Regions from separate parts of the Homo sapiens genome. Here region 2 is linked to region 1. A link is a contact called in ENCODE Hi-C or POLR2A ChIA-PET data. All regions are on one chromosome and are shown on one strand. Each heading gives the region's core, a stretch centred on a gene start or an enhancer-like site at or near the end of the contact. The rest is flanking DNA. Distances are from core to core; before and after follow the strand shown. Region 1 holds the start of GALT (galactose-1-phosphate uridylyltransferase). Region 2 holds the start of MSMP (microseminoprotein, prostate associated).

The links. Hi-C counts contacts between places; a loop is a spot of excess contacts on that map. ChIA-PET counts read pairs that join two places held with the same protein, here RNA polymerase II (POLR2A). Pooled maps may share reads with other maps.
Region 2: a pooled map shows a loop between it and region 1 (2.1-fold over the local background). The contact joins the promoter of MSMP here to the promoter of GALT in region 1. A Hi-C loop is called at or near these places in 4 of 50 pooled maps. POLR2A ChIA-PET finds 5 or more read pairs at or near these places in 2 of 52 experiments (GM12878 and activated CD8-positive, alpha-beta memory T cell).

The regions. Positions count from the first base shown.
Region 1 is chr9:34,640,045-34,647,924 of GRCh38, forward strand. GALT (galactose-1-phosphate uridylyltransferase) reads left to right here and starts at 6,631. Exons shown (of 11, transcript NM_000155.4): 1 at 6,631-6,742; 2 at 7,045-7,214; 3 at 7,448-7,523; 4 at 7,613-7,661; 5 at 7,788-7,880. The coding sequence starts at 6,661. RefSeq lists a silencer at 4,868-5,162 and enhancers at 4,868-5,162, 6,376-6,485, 7,056-7,235.
Region 2 is chr9:35,750,744-35,758,623 of GRCh38, forward strand. It overlaps MSMP (microseminoprotein, prostate associated), which reads right to left and starts at 3,533. Exons shown (of 3, transcript NM_001044264.3): 1 at 3,257-3,533; 2 at 2,917-3,025; 3 at 2,247-2,537. The coding sequence starts at 3,386. The coding sequence ends at 2,357. It overlaps RGP1 (RGP1 partner of RAB6A GEF complex), which reads left to right. Exons shown (of 9, transcript NM_001080496.3): 5 at 97-246; 6 at 523-669; 7 at 884-1,011; 8 at 1,213-1,402; 9 at 1,908-7,842. The coding sequence ends at 2,131. RefSeq lists an enhancer at 2,147-3,346 and a silencer at 6,254-6,573.

The DNA.
Region 1 (7,880 bases), core at 5,381-7,880:
TGTAATCCCAGCTACTCAGGAGGCTGAGGCAGGAGAATCACTTGAACCCAGGAGGCAGAGGTTGCGGTGAGCCGAGATCACGCCATTGCACTGCAGCCTCAGTGTGAAACAGCAAAACTCCGTCTCAAAAAAAACAAAACAGGCTGGGCGGGGTGGCTCACGCCTGTAATCCCAGCGCTTTGGGAGGCCGAGGCAGGTGGATCACGTGGTCAGGAGTTCGAGACCAGCCTGACCAACATGGTGAAACCCCATCTCTACTAAAAAATACAAAAATTAGCCGGGCGCGGTGGCGCGTGCCACCCACTTGGCCCAGCTACTTGGGGGGCTGAGGCAGGAGAATCGTTTGAACCCGGGAGGTGGAGGTTGCAGTGAGTGGAGACTGCACCATTGCACTCCAGCCTGGGCGACAGAGTGAGACTCTGTCTCAAAAAAGAAAAACACACAAACAAAAACAACAGTGAGGAAAAAAAAAAGCTGAGGCAAAATTAATATAGAGAGTTTATTTGGGCCAAGGTAGAGAACGACTGCTCGGGACACTTTTCCAAGTTGCCTTGGGGAATGTTGATACAAGCATTTTTTATTTTTATATGTGGTTTTTATTTTTATTTTTTATTTTCTTGGAGATGGATTCTTACTCTGTTGCCTAGGCTGGAATGCAGTAGTGCAATCTTGGCTCACTGCAACTCCCGCCTCCCAGGTTCAAGCTATCCTCCTCCCTCAGCCTCCCGAGTAGCTGGGACCACAGGTGTGCACCACCATGCCTGGCTAATTTTTGTAGTTTTAGTGGAGACAGGTTTTTGCCATGTTGGCCAGGCTGGTCTCTAACTCCTGACCTCAGGTGATCCACACTCCTCGGCCTCCCAAAGTGTGGGATTACATGTGTGAGCCACTGCACCTGGCCACTTTATTTTAACTTAATTTAATTTTATTTTTTTTGAGATGGTGTCTCCACTGTCGCCCAGGCTGGAGTGCAGTGGCGCAATCTCGGCTCACTGCAACCTCTGCCTCCCAGTTCAAGAAATTCTCCTGCCTCAGCCTCCCGAGTAGCTGGGACTACAGGCACCTGCCACCACATCCAGCTAATTTTTTTGTATTTTTAGTAGAGATGGGGTTTCACCATGTTGGCCAGGCTGGTCTTGAACTCTGACCTCGTGATTTGCCCGCCTCGGCCTCCCAAAGTGCTGGGATTATAGGCGTGAGCCACCGCGCCCGGCCTATTTTTATTTTTTGAGACCGGATCTTGCTCTGTTACCTAGGCTGGAGTTCAGTGGCACGATCACAGCTCATTGCAGCCTTGACCTCTTGGGCTCAAGGGATCATCCTGCCTTGGCCTCCCAAAGTGCTGGAATTACAGGTATGAACCATCATGCCCAGCCACAAGCAAGTTTTTAAAGGCAAAAGAGGACAAGGAGTGGGCTGACACAAAATTGTTTAACAGGAATTCTCATTGGCTTACAGAAACAACATTGATTAGTGATTGGCTATACCTTGTTGAACTATAGGGTATGAGTTATGGTGTCTAGACTATGGCATTTTATGGCTATGTGGTATCAATTTAGAGCCCACATAGCAAGTGGCTTCAAGGGGTAATTATTTGGCTCCATGGGGGTGGGGGAAGGTGAGATATGACTGCTGTTACATGCTGTCACTTTTTTTTTTTTTTTTTTTTGAGACTGAGTCATACTCTGTCGCCCAGGCTGGAGTGCAGTGGCGCAATCTCGGCTCACTGCAACCTCCGCCTCCCGGGTTGAAGCGATTCTCCTGCCTCCGCCACCCAAGTAGCTGGAATTACAGGCACCTGCCACTATGCTCAGCTTTTTGTATTTTTAGTAGTGACAGGGTTTCACCATAATGGCCAGGCTGGTCTCAAACTCCTGACCTCAAGTGATCCCGCCCGCCTTGGTTTCCCAGTGTGCTGGGATTACAAGTGTGAGCCACTGCACCCGGCCTTTTTTTTTCTTTTTAAAATTATTATTATTATTATTATTATTATTTTGAGACGGAGTCTCTTGCACTGTCGCCGGGGCTGGAGTGCAGTGGCATGATCCTGGCTCACTGCAACCTCTGCCTCCCAGGTTCAAGCAATTCTCCTGCCTCAGCCTCCTGAGTAGCTGGGATTACAGGCGCCCGCCACCATGCCCAACTAATTTTTTGTATTTTTAGTAGAGACAGGGTTTCACCATGTTGGCCAGGCTGGTCTCGAACTCCTGACCTCGTGATTCGCCCACCTTGGCCTCCCAAATTGCTGGGATTACAGGCGTGAGCCACCGCGCCAGGCCCATGCTGTCACATTTTAATGCCTCTCTGGGCCTGATAATTAAAAGAGGCTGGCATTTCTCAGATAAAAAGTTTCTTTTCTTTCTCAAGAGTGATGGAATGGGCCAGGCACGGTGGCTCACACCTGTAATCCCAGCACTTTGGGAGGCCGAGGTAGGGGAATCACCTGAGGTTGCCAGTTCAAGATCCAGCCTGACCAACATGGAGAAACCCCATCTCTTCTAAAAATACAAAATTAGCCAGGCGTGGTGGCGCATACCTGTAATCCCAGCTACTCGGGAGGCTGAGGCAGGAGAATCGCTTGAACCTGGGAGGCGGAGGTTATGGTGAGCTGAGAGCACGCCATTGCACTCCAGTTTGGGCAATGAGAGCGAAACTCCATCTAAAAAAATTAAAAAAAGAGTGATGGAATGAAGGGTTAACACAGTGAAATATAATGGTGAGATTCAATGAGATGATGGGAAATGATCATTAGACTTCTCAGTAGGGGCATGTGGCAGAGACAATGCTATACATTCACAAATCCATTTCCTTTTGCTCTTGGACAGCTAGATTACATTCCACAGTCTACTCTGGATCATGTGATTGCATTCTGGCCAATGAAATATAGATAGAAATGATGTATGACATTTCTAGGGCTGGCTCCTAAAGTCTCCTCTGAAATTCTTTTTTTTTTTTTTCTCTTTCTCTTTTTAAGAGACAGGATTGTGCTATGTCACTCCCAGACTGGTATCAAACTCTTGGGCTCAAGTGATCTCCCACCCTGGCTTCCCAAGAGCTGGGGGACTACAGGCACATAGTACTATGCCCAGCTTGAAGTTCTTTACATTTTCTTTCTTCCCATGTCTATTACTGTAGTTATAGAGGATCTCTAGTGGAGTATTCTGAGACCCTAGGACATGGCATAGCTACTAGATGGATGGCACCTGGATCCCTAAATACTGCTTGGAACAGAGCTCCCTGTTACCCCCAGAATTGACTGTAGTGCTAAGCCATTGAGTTTTGGGAGTGTTTGTTACAGCAATTAAGATTACTTACCCTGACAAATATAGGGCAAAAGATGTGTTACAATATACCATGCAGCTAAGAGTAGAGACCAGAAAGATGGCCTCTGTTTTTAAGAAACTTGGCAGGCCGGGCACGGTGGCTCACGCCTGTAATCCCAATACTTTGGGAGGCAGAGGCAGGCGGATCACCTGAGGTCAGGAATTTGGGACCAGCCTGGCCAACGTGGTGAAACCCTGTCTCTACTACAAATACAAAAATTAGCTGGGTGTGGTGGTGCACGCCTGTAATCCCAGCTACAGGGGAGGCTGAGGCAGGAGAATCACTTGAATCAGGAGGCGGATGTTGCAGTGAGCCTAGATTGCACCACTGTACTCCAGCCTGGGCGACAGAGCGAGACTCCATCTAAAAAAAAAAAAAAAAAAAAAAAAAAAGAAACTTGGCAGAGAAATTAAGGATAAAGAAAGGATTATCTAGAGGAGAATACAGGATTGAGGGAACATGTTTTTGTATTGGTTCTGGCTTCTGTGGCATTCCCGACTCGACAATTCACTAAGAACCCTGGGCAGCAGGGATTAGCCCCCAAATTTGGTCTCTGCTCCCCATTCCAGGAACAGCTTTCTGGGATCATCTGGGCCTACACCTCCCCTATCTGGTCTTTCAGAAAGCTTTTCCAGGCCTTTCCAGGTGTGGTGACTTATGTCTGTAATCCCAGCACTTTGGGAAGGCCGAGATGGACAGATTACCTGAGGTCAGGCGTTCAAGACCAGCCTGGCCAACATGGTGAAACTCTGTCTCTAAAAAATACAAAAATTAGCTAGTCATGATGGTGGGTGCCTGTAATTCCAGCTACTCGGGAGGCTGAGGCAGGAGAATCACTTGAACCTGGGAGGCAGAGGTTGCGGTGAGCCGAGATCAAGCCACTGCACTCCAGCCTGGGCAACAGAGTGAAACTCCGTCTTAAAAAAAAAAAATTATATATATATATATATATATATATATATATATATATATATATATATATATATATATATAAATGGATAACCAGCAGCCCTCAGGGGTGCTCTGTCTATGGAGTGGCCATTTTTTTATTCCTTCACTTTCCTGATAAACTTGCTTTCACTTCACACTATGGACTCACCTTGAATTCTTTCTTGTGTGAGATCCAAGAATCCTCTCTTGGGGTCTGGATTGGGATCTCTTTACTGTAACAACACCTCTGGGATCTGGCAGGGAGGGAGCTGGTTAGGCCCATCTTAGTCATTCTCCTCTTCCTCCAAAAAATGACCTTGGGGAGTCATAGAGGAGAATTATGGAGATGTTCCTGAAGAGATGTTCCTGATGGGGGTCAGGATTTAATTAGCATGATTCAGGGGGCGGCACTGAAGCACTGGTGTTCTTGGGAAAATGGAGCTGTCTACAAGCTCTAGTCACTCAAACAAATATAAATGAGAGAATGGAAAAGCAGATCTCCTGTTCCTGTCTCACCTCTTTGGGTAATATGAACAGCCAGTGGGACAGGTAAAACCCCTGTTTCTCAGTCCTCAGCTCCCTGCCCCCTACCTCTGAAGGTAGCCTCTTCCTATTCCAGTCTGAGGACCCTAGGGCAGAGATCAAGTAAATGACCCATGACCTAGTTTTTGCAGCTCAATTGCAAAACACCTGGCTTGGCTTGGTCTTGATTGGGGGAAGGGATGTCCCTGCTATGGCTCAACTTCTAACTCACTGGGTCTCTGTCCTGCATTCCACTGAAGCCTCAGAGGCATCTCACAGCACTGGGAAAAGCCTTGGAAACTTGCATTCAAATCTCAGCTTGGCCACTAATTCTCTGGGTGACCTTGAGTCCTCTGGGCTCCAATGTGAAATGGGGAAGAGGTTTAGACAATATTTAGATGGCTCTTTAAAAGTACTGGGGGCCAGCTGTTTGGGAGGCTGAGGCAGGAGGATCACTTGAAGTCAGGAGTTCAAGACCAGCCTGGCCAACATGTGAAACCCCGTCTCTACTAAAAATACATAAATTAGCCCAGTGTGGTGGCACACAGCTCTAATTCCAGCTACTTGGAGGCTGAGGCAGGAGAATCGCTTGAACCTGGGAGGTGGAGGTTGCAGTGAGCCAAGATCACGCCACTGCACTCCAGCCTGGGTGGCAGAGTGAGACTCTCTCTCAAACAAACAAACAAACAAAAGTACCAGGGGAGGAATTAATTTGAATTTTATCCTAGTGTTAGCCAATTGGTCCCATCCAAGGAAAATTTAGAAAAGGGAAGGGGATGTGTAAAGGAAACACTAGGCCCCACCTAGATGGTGGCTGGAGCTTCTGATAGTCCTGTACTCTCCACATTTTTAGACTTTCTTGTACTTTTTTTTTTTTTTTTGTGACGGAGTCTGCTCTGTCGCCAGGCTAGAGTGCATGGGCACAATCTCGGCTCACTGCAACCTCTGCCTCCTGGGTTCAAGTGATTCTCCTGCCTCAGCCTCCCGAGTAGGTGGGACTACAGGTGCACGCCACCAAGACCAGCTAATTTTTTTTTTTTTTTTTTTTACTAGAGACGGGGTTTCACCATGTTGGCCAGGATGGTCTCAATTTCTTGACCTTGTGATCCGCCTGCCTTGGTCTCCCAAAGTGTTGGGATTACAGGCGTGAGCCACCGAGCCCGGCCATTTTTAGATTTTTTTTTATAGCCCTTTTACCCCTCCCACTTCTTGTGCTGTCTTGGTGTGTGTATGAAAAAGAGAGAGAGAGAGAGAGGAAGGAGAGCAAGAGTGAGAGAAAAAGAGAATATGGTTACTTAGCCCTTTTTCCCAAATCTGTTTTTGCTTTTGGGGATAGGATATGGTTATGGTGAAGTACTCCACACAGACCCCACCAAGTTTGCCTCTCCTGCGCTACAGCCACTGAGCAGGTGACTGAGGCGCTGTTGATCCAGGGTCATATCCTTACTCGCCCTAGAATGTAAGCTCAGGCAGGGCAGAGGCCATGCCTGACATGTGCATCCCAATGCTTTACACAGCCTAGGTGCCTAGCACATGCTAGATGCTTGGTAAATATTTGCTGAATGAAAGATCAAATGAATGATTGCAGCAAGCAAGTCCTGTAGGCATCCTGGAGCCCAAGGATTCTGCAGTAGGCAGCTTTCACAGAGGTTCTTCCAGTGTAGTGGCTCTAGCTCTGGGTGAAGTAGGATCATCAATGTCGGCCCCCAGGGTTCACAGCTGTTCTGAGCCCCGCCCCCAGGTGGCAGGGCAGCCCAGTCAGTCAGTCACGTGCTGGCGGCTGGCCAATCATCGGGGGCGGCGCGGGGAGGGGTGGTGTGGACGGAGAAAGTGAAAGGTGAGGCACGGCCCTGCAGATTTTCCAGCGGATCCCCCGGTGGCCTCATGTCGCGCAGTGGAACCGATCCTCAGCAACGCCAGCAGGCGTCAGAGGCGGACGCCGCAGCAGCAACCTTCCGGGCAAACGGTAACTGCACCGCGGCAGGGACTCGCTGGGGCGCGGAGCCGAGCCCTCCCCTTCCTTAGGAAGCTTTCGTCCCCTCCGAAGGTTGGAACGCTCATCCCGAGCCAGACCGACAAGGCGTACAGTCTGCAGGCCTGTACGAGCAGCAGGCCAATTGGCGCTGGGAAAGTCCAATCCTGGGCCTCTAGCTCCTGAGCGGGACAGGGCCGAGAGGGCGCTCCCGAGCTTGGGCCTGCTGGTGGGTGAGACCCAGGAGAGAGGGAGCTAGAGAGCTCTGAGGACTGATCTTGACTGTCTGCCCCCAGACCATCAGCATATCCGCTACAACCCGCTGCAGGATGAGTGGGTGCTGGTGTCAGCTCACCGCATGAAGCGGCCCTGGCAGGGTCAAGTGGAGCCCCAGCTTCTGAAGACAGTGCCCCGCCATGACCCTCTCAACCCTCTGTGTCCTGGGGCCATCCGAGCCAACGGAGAGGTAAGCCTGTAGAGCCCTGCATCTGCAGGCTGGGCCACGGGGAGTAGTTCCCTCTTAGAACTGTCCTCCACCCACAGGGATAGTGAACCTCCTTCTGGGTCATATCCCACCAAGCTTTTTGGTCCCCTAGGGTGGGCCTTCCCTACTCCCTTGTAGCCTGTCCAGTCTTTGAAGCCCACCAGGTAACTGGTGGTATGGGGCAGTGAGTGCTTCTAGCCTATCCTTGTCGGTAGGTGAATCCCCAGTACGATAGCACCTTCCTGTTTGACAACGACTTCCCAGCTCTGCAGCCTGATGCCCCCAGTCCAGGTAACCTGGCTCCAACTGCTGCTGGGGAGGAGGGTGGCTAGACCTCTTGAGGGACTTCTGCTGCAGAGAGTGATACTCCTTTACCTCAGGACCCAGTGATCATCCCCTTTTCCAAGCAAAGTCTGCTCGAGGAGTCTGGTAACTATGGATTTCCCCTCTTACAACTTTCAAACCAGAGTTGGAGACTCAGCATTGGGGTTCGGCCCTGCCCGTAGCACAGCCAAGCCCTACCTCTCGGTTATCTTTTCTCCCGTCACCACCCAGTAAGGTCATGTGCTTCCACCCCTGGTCGGATGTAACGCTGCCACTCATGTCGGTCCCTGAGATCCGGGCTGTTGTTGATGCATGGGCCTCAGT
Region 2 (7,880 bases), core at 2,283-4,782, 1.1 Mb after region 1:
GAGTGATTGTCCCCATCCCTGAATTGCCTTCTAAGTCTCCTGGAGGGAGGACTCCTCTGGTGCCTCTGGCTGTCCTGACAACTACTTCCCAACCAGACTCCTACAGTGAAGTGCTGCCCATAGAGGGACCACCCTCCTTTCGGGGTCAGTCAGTCAAGTACGTCTACAAACTGACCATTGGCTGCCAGCGTGTCAACTCCCCTATCACTTTACTCAGAGTCCCTCTGAGGGTTCTTGTGCTGACTGGTAAGCAAGGGCTCCTGGAGGGAAGGGCTGGGGAAGGGCGATGCCAAAGCAGAAATTGTCTTAGAGGGCTTGCAAGAGGGACTGCAGGGAAACTTCCTGGTCTCAGTGACAGTGCTAGGGAGTTGGGAAGGGAGGGAGGGTTCTGGAGATAGAGATGTAAACCTCAGCCCTGGCACCCCTTACCTTTAGCCATCTCATGTTAGAATCTAAAACCCTAACCTCTACTCTCATCTCCGTTCCCTCTCAGCATTACCTCTCCACTCATTCTTTCTCTAGGCCTTCAGGATGTCCGGTTTCCCCAGGATGAGGCTGTAGCCCCATCCAGTCCATTCTTGGAGGAGGATGAAGGTGGGAAGAAAGATTCATGGCTAGCTGAGCTGGCTGGGGAACGCCTAATGGCTGCCACATCCTGCCGCAGCCTCCGTGAGAATTCTTTCAGAATTGTCCTACCCCATCCTTCCCCTCATTGTTTTCCCATCTCAGAGACAGTCTCCTAACCACCACACACTTCTGTGGATCCACTGATACCTGACACCTCCAATTTTAAAGAAAAGCCCCATCTTTTGGCCTGTGGTGCCCAGTCCTAGACGTTATCCAGTATGTAGACTCCAGGCTTATAGTGTCCTATTCTCCCCAGATCTATACAATATCAGTGATGGCCGAGGGAAAGTTGGGACGTTTGGCATCTTCAAATCTGTGTACAGACTTGGCGAGGACGTGGTGGGGACCTTAAACTTAGGGGAAGGAACCGTAGCTTGTTTGCAGGTAAGAAGGGAGCAGAGCTTCTTACCTGCTGGGGTGCTGGGGTTGAAGGGCTAGGGTGGAAGGCCTGTATAAAGAGGGGTGGCATGTAGAAGGGGATAGTGGGGTCATCCAGGGTCCCTTTGTAAAACAGCTTGAGGTTGGGCTGTCCTCTCACCTACAGACAGCACTTCCTGTTAGCACACACCTGTCTCTTGCTCCCAGTTTTCAGTCAGCTTACAGACCGAGGAGCGTGTACAGCCTGAGTACCAGCGGCGACGTGGGGCAGGGGGTGTCCCCTCTGTGTCACATGTGACTCACGCCCGGCACCAGGAATCCTGCCTACATACAACTAGAACCAGCTTCTCCCTCCCAATCCCTCTCAGCTCCACCCCAGGCTTCTGTACAGCCATTGGTGAGACCCTCACTGTTACTGGAGAAGGGAGAGGGGGACAGTAAAATGCTGTGCTAAGGGAGGGTGTAATGGATCCTGATTCCTTATACACACTCCCAGACATACCCACGTCTAGCCTCTGACCCGGAACAGTTTCTCAGACCTTCAACCTCTTCCTGTTTCTTAGATGCACTGACCCCTAAACTCCTAACAGCTTGATAGAACTCCTTCCCCACACCTACCTACTAGGACCCTGTGATACACTGATTTTTGATTACTTCATGCTACCTAGACTTGACTGCCTCACTCTTAGGTTATTAGGTACTTAATACTGCTATCTTCAGCTCACATCTGTGGTAGTACCCATTGCTTCAGAAAAACCCTTAATCACAGCTCCCTGCCCTGTGACTTTTCCCTGTCTTCCTGAACACAGATTGTTTTCTTCTCATTCACTAACTATATCCTGTCATTGGCTTTTACTCCTGCTAGCTTCTGATGCTTCTACCTTAATCTTTTTCTTCCATAGTGTCCTTGAAGTGGAGATTGCATTTTGAATTTGTAACGTCCCGAGAACCAGGATTGGTACTCCTACCCCCTGTGGAACAGCCCGAACCTACCACCTGGACAGGACCTGAGCAAGTACCTGTAGACACCTTCAGCTGGGACCTGCCCATCAAGGTGCTGCCTACTAGCCCCACCCTGGCCTCATATGCTGCCCCAGGCCCCAGCACCAGCACCATAACCATCTGAAACTGGCCCACCCTGGTGCTAGTTCCTTCCGGATACTGAGAACTCAGCACCTGGACTCTAATGGGACCCACTTTTTCCACCTGGGGTCCAATGTCGTGGACAGTGAGAGTCGGGCTTTCAGCTATAGCATTAATTTATTTGTTCAGAATACATTGGCAGCTGCTAGTGGTTTCCCTGGAAGTGGCAGCAGCAGTGAGCAGTCAGCAGATGGATGATCAGTTGAGTTTAGCTGGAGTGGGGAGCAGGAGCCCCAGGAACAGGGGTGTTGGCTGAGCCCCATTCTGGGTCAGGCCCTCCCCCTTTGCAGGGCAGCCGAGGGTCAGATTTTTGCACCAAGGAGAACTGGCAGGTTCCTGCCTCCTGACGTACCTCACACCCAGCCGGGAAGTCGATGGGATGCTGGGACCTGGGGAACCAAGGATAGGGGAAGGAGTCAGCACAGTGAAAGGCTGCCTTTATCCCTGCCCACATGTTCCCTCTCTCACAGTTTTCCCCCCACAGAGCCCCTTTCAGTGGCCCCTTGGTCCTCCTAACTAAGCTGTCACCTACCATATGTGGGCCTTTTTGTTTTATAACAGGAGTATTTTCTCTCCAGGTCCACCCCAACCTCCCCTGATTTATAGCCTGAAGCCTTATCTTTCACACTAGTGTTGGTCCCTTCAGGTTTGGCCCATCTTGTATTGCTCTTCTGTTCATTCTTACATCACAGCAATCTAGTCACTCCCTGGTCATCCCTCAGTCACTCATATCAGAGTCATTCTCTCTGGCCATCTTTGGTCACTCACGTGTCACAGCAGCCCACGCCAACAGGATGCAGACAGGTGCAATGGAAACAGTCCTTGCGGAGCCAAGACTCACCCAGGGTAAAATATTTCCCCTCATAGTGACAGGGGGCTAGGGAAGAACGGGAAATGTTAGTAGGTGTAGGAGTGCTGATGAGAGGCAGAGGCTCTTCTGGTCTGGGGTGGAGACAGTAAGTACGCACTATCCCCGTATTTAGTTTGTCTTTCCTGTTTCACAGCTGGAGGAAGCCTGGGTATTTTGACACGGGATCATCTGTAAGGCCCCATCCTCCCTGTGCCCTCTCTGCTGCTCCTCCATTCCTAACGCTTCACCCCACTTTACCTTGAGCTTGGAAGTAGCACTTGCTGTAGACTCCTGGGTGCTGGAGGAGTAGAGACATCACCAAGCAGATGATCCCCCAGCCTCCTAGGATCCCCTTGGCCTGTCCAGCCCAGAGCATCCTTAGGGCCATTGCTGCTGCACAGCCCTCTCAGACCCTTCTTGGCCTCTGCTCAGCTACTCTGGTCTTGACTCCTTGACTTTGCTTTGCGTTGCTCCTTGAGTCTTAGTTTCTGTCTTTCTCCCCTGGGCTCCTGTCTCACACTATCTCCCTGCCCTCTGCTCTCACAGGCTGGGGATGTTTATAAAGTGAGGACCCTGGCCCCCTGCTGAGTAGAGCTGGAAAAGTTGTAACTCTGTTTCCTGAGGTGAGGGCATGAAAACAAGAGGTCTAGCTTTAACAAGCTGTGAGAGCTGATTCATGCCCCGGCACAGCTAGAGGGAGGGAGGTGGCCATGGAGGGGGCACTGGACTGGGCACTTCCCCAGCAAGGAGGCAGGAGGGGCGAGGGCCCCCAGGTGGTCCCCAGATCTCTTCCCTGACCTGGAGAGAAGGAAGCATTCCACCTTCCCCCTTTCTCCCCCACTGCCACCACCAGGGGTGTGTATGCTGGGATCCCTGCCTGGACCGGAGGGAGGCATTTCCTGGGGATGGTTAATCCTGTGCCCCAGCCAAACCCAGGAGCTGCAATAGGGTGCGACGGCCAGAAGCTCCAGGAGAGTGAGCAGGCACCTGGAGTGGAGACTGTGTTTCCCTCAGATCCTAGGGCAGGGTTTCCCTAATGTATCCAAGAAATAGGGCTGCCCCTCAGAGATGGTGGGGAGGGTCTCTTTTCCTCAGGCATTCCAGAGGTGAACTGTCCATTGCTTATCACCTTCAAACATACAGCAGATGTGGGATCACCCCACATCTGGGGATGGTTCTTTCCCCTTTCAAAGAGGAGCATCTCTAAGTGCCCTGATGGGATGAATCACTCCAGGTTCACAGAGGTGTCCTCTCTTTCCTCCCATATATAATGGAGTGAGGTTTTTAGGAATTTATCATTTGGCATCCTCTGAGTTTCCCACAGGTTCTGGAGGAGCCCAGGATGGATTATTGAGAGCATGGGCTGTAGAGACAGTCTTCTTGGATTCAGATCCTGACTCCACTTAGCTATGTAACCTGGTCAGATTACTTCACCTCTCTGAGCCTGTTTCCTCATCTATAAATTGGGGATAGTAATGCCAACTCATTGGGCTGTTATGAGGATTACTGAGATAATGCGTGCAGTGCTCTTATCACCATCTCTGGTGCGTAAGCGTCAGGAAATAGCAGTTGCTGTGATTGGGGCTAAAGCTCTGAGGCAAAATGGGCGACATTATTTTCTTTGAATGACATTAAGCAGTTTGTGCATAGCTGAGGGCTTCTATTGGGGATGGCTGTCTCCTGGCATAGACCTCTGCACCTTTCACACTCATACTCCTTGTCAGCAGTCCCCAACCTTTTTGGTACCAGGGACCGGTTTTGTGGAAAACAATTTTTCCACCAGTGGATGGAGGGGGATAGCAGCGGGGAGATGATTTTGGGATGAAACTGTTTCATCTCAGATCATCAGGCATTAGATTCTCATAAGGAGTGTGCAATCTAGATCCCTTGCATGCGGAGTTCACAGTGGGGTTTGCACTCCTGTGAGAATCTAATGCCTCTGCTGATCTGCCAGGAGGAGGAGCTCAGGCGGTAATGCTCACTCGCCTGCCGCCCACCTCCTGCTTTGTGCTCCCGCTTCCTAACAGGCCACAGACTGGTACTGGCCTGTGGCCTGGGGGATGGAGACCCCTAATCCATGTCACCTTTCCCACCTCTTTCAAAAACAGGTACCTCCAGGAACATTTTGGTTTTGGCCCTTGTATTGACTTCTGAATGTCTAGTTTGAGAAACTGTTCCCAATAAGCCTTCTTCCCCCAGATCTGCACCCTCGCCTCTACCCTAGGACAAGATGTCCTTTTCTCATCATCCTGCCAGGCTAACTTTAAGTCTCCTGCTTTTTCTCACTTGGATTTGGATCCATTTCTTCCTATTTCCGCTCATGTGAACTCTCCAGTTCTCCTTTCTCACCACTCTCCTGCTAGCCATCTCTTTGGCACTAAAGGCCCTGGTCAAATTGGATTTCTTTCATTTTTCCACACTTCAAAGACCCATGTTCTAGGTATTCTCCATAGGGATAGTCTCTTTGGCATTTATTTGGTTTTTCTACGTTTTCAGTCCCATTTACTCCAAGACTCACTCCCTGCCACCTAGTGCATCAGATACAGCTACTTCTGGCTGACTTTTCAAGGGGGACCACCCTACCTGTCATCTCTTCACTGTTCAGAAATGACTGTGTCAGTGCACCTCAAACTCCCTTGCTGTCCTTTTCCAAGGAGACAGCTAAGGTGGATGGAGATGCAGAATGGACCTCACGTTCGCCCTAGTCAGGACTGATACCCTTTCCGTTTCAGAGGATTGCCAAGAAAAAACTCACAGTTGAGGCAGGGTGCTCTGAGGTCGGCTGCGGTGTGGGAGGCACGGCCTGGGCCTGCTCTCTGGGCTGGAGCAGGTGGATTCGAAGGCCTGTCTAGCACGAGGGCCCAAAGGTCTTGTCAGTGGCCAGTAGCTCTGCCGCCTTTCCCAGAGAGGGGGTCCAGGGGACATCCTGGAAGGCTGGGCCCTGGGCCACCTTCTGCTCTTGCAAGCTAGAGCCAGCCCAATAGGGGGCGGATGTGAGTGGGGAGCTGGGGCGCATGAAGGTGGGGGTGATGCCGAAGGGGAAGGGATCGCCAGTGGGGATTGGTGCGTGTGCGGAAACGGGGACAGAAGTGAAGGTTCATCGCCTATAACGAAGATGAGGTAGGCATATAGGGGCTTCTGGAAAGCTAGAGGCTGGGCTGAGCCAGGAGTCCTCTCCCAGAAGTTGGGGGGCGGTGCAGAGGTGTGGGTCGAGCCCGCATGCGTGCCTGCTGGGGAGGGGGTGAGTGGTGAGGACCAGGCCCGCTGGGTCCTGGGGGCGCGGTGGCTGGCGCGCAGGTCCCGGAGGGGGCGGCTGGCGCGCACTACACGCTTGGGAACAAGGAAAACATCCGCCGGAGGCCCGGCCGGGCGGCGCTCCAGCCTCGGGGCAGGTGCGCGGAGAGGAAGTGAGAGCATTCCGGCCCCCCCACCCCAACCCCGGCCGCTGGCCCTCTGGTGAGTCACAGCCGACCCCCGCCGCCGGAGGGAGAGGGGAGCTGCGGGCCAGAGCCCCGGAGGGTCTGGAGGAGCCAGGAGGGTTTCTGGGAGCAGAGGGTCACTTAGTGGGCTTCTGTCGTGGTGTCGCTACGGGCGCGAAACGGACACTGAACACAGTCTGACTGTATGGAGGCAGGTGGGGAGGGATCCCCTGGGAGAACTTGGCGGGCCGAGAGCAGACCCCAGGGCAAGGAGGGGCCCCCGAGGGGGAAACCGGGAGTCGGGCAGGTGGCGTAACCCAGAAAGGGAAGGAGAGCCGGATTGATTGGGGTGAGAGAGGAAGGAAGCACGCCAAGTTAGGCCTGGGAGAACTGAGGGACCTGAGGAGGGAGGAGGGAGACCAACACAGGGTGGGAAGGCGGAAATGGCCAAACCCCAGGCATCAGGTCTGTCCAGAGGCTGACGTAGACAGTGAAGGGTGAAGGGTAGGTTTTAGGAGTAGGGGGAGTTATGATTATTTGGTTACATTTTGGGATTATTTGGTCTCACAGGTAGAAGGGAGCCTGCTGGTCTCTGTGTAACGGATGGCTTAAAAGCAAGGTTGTCTGCGTCTTGGATTACTGTCTGCCATTCAGCCTTTGCCAAAAAATTTGGCACTGATCTGCACATTTTTATAGTCATTTAAAATTGTATGACTCTGTCAAATGATTTAAGTAATTTTGGTGGATTTTTAAAAATAAAAAAATAAAAATAGAAAAGTTGCACAATCTAATTCAATATTTGACTTAAAACCAAAAGTGAGGCTCTCAGATTGGTAATATGGTATTCAGCCTTTTTCTTGTTTGGCTTTTGTGCCATTTGCCCCTCACTGACTTGATTGAATTCTTTGTGGCTGATGCCTCAGTTTTTCTGGATCAGTAGTGCTGCACTTCCACTTTTCCTCTCCCTCATTTTACTGTCTTTATTTTTAGCCTTTTTTCTGTGTAGCCCTCTAACCTGCCCTTTATATTTTGAACCAAATAAAACATTTCTTGGAATGGGAGCTTTGGACTACAGTATACAGACAAACAACTCACAATTTTAGCATATGAGGCTACTATCTTCTGTGGATGTGTATGTAATTATACAGTTTCTGTATTTATCCTGTGGCTGATAGAAAAAGTTAAAGCTGTTTAATTCACCATAGTATTTCTACAACACAGCAATTTATTAGTCTGACTTCTCTTCTAAAATCAACTCTAAAATGGTATTTTGTACTTGTCTCAGAGACGAATTCTGCCATGATCCTTATGATCTGTGTTATGTTGGGCCAAAGGTGATTACTTTATAAATTATAAAGATCCCTAAACTCTGCATTGCCTTTGGTCCCAAACAAGCAAATCTGGGTCAATTAATGAAAAAAAAAAGAAAAGAAAAGAAAATGTCTTACTTTGGGCCCTGTTGC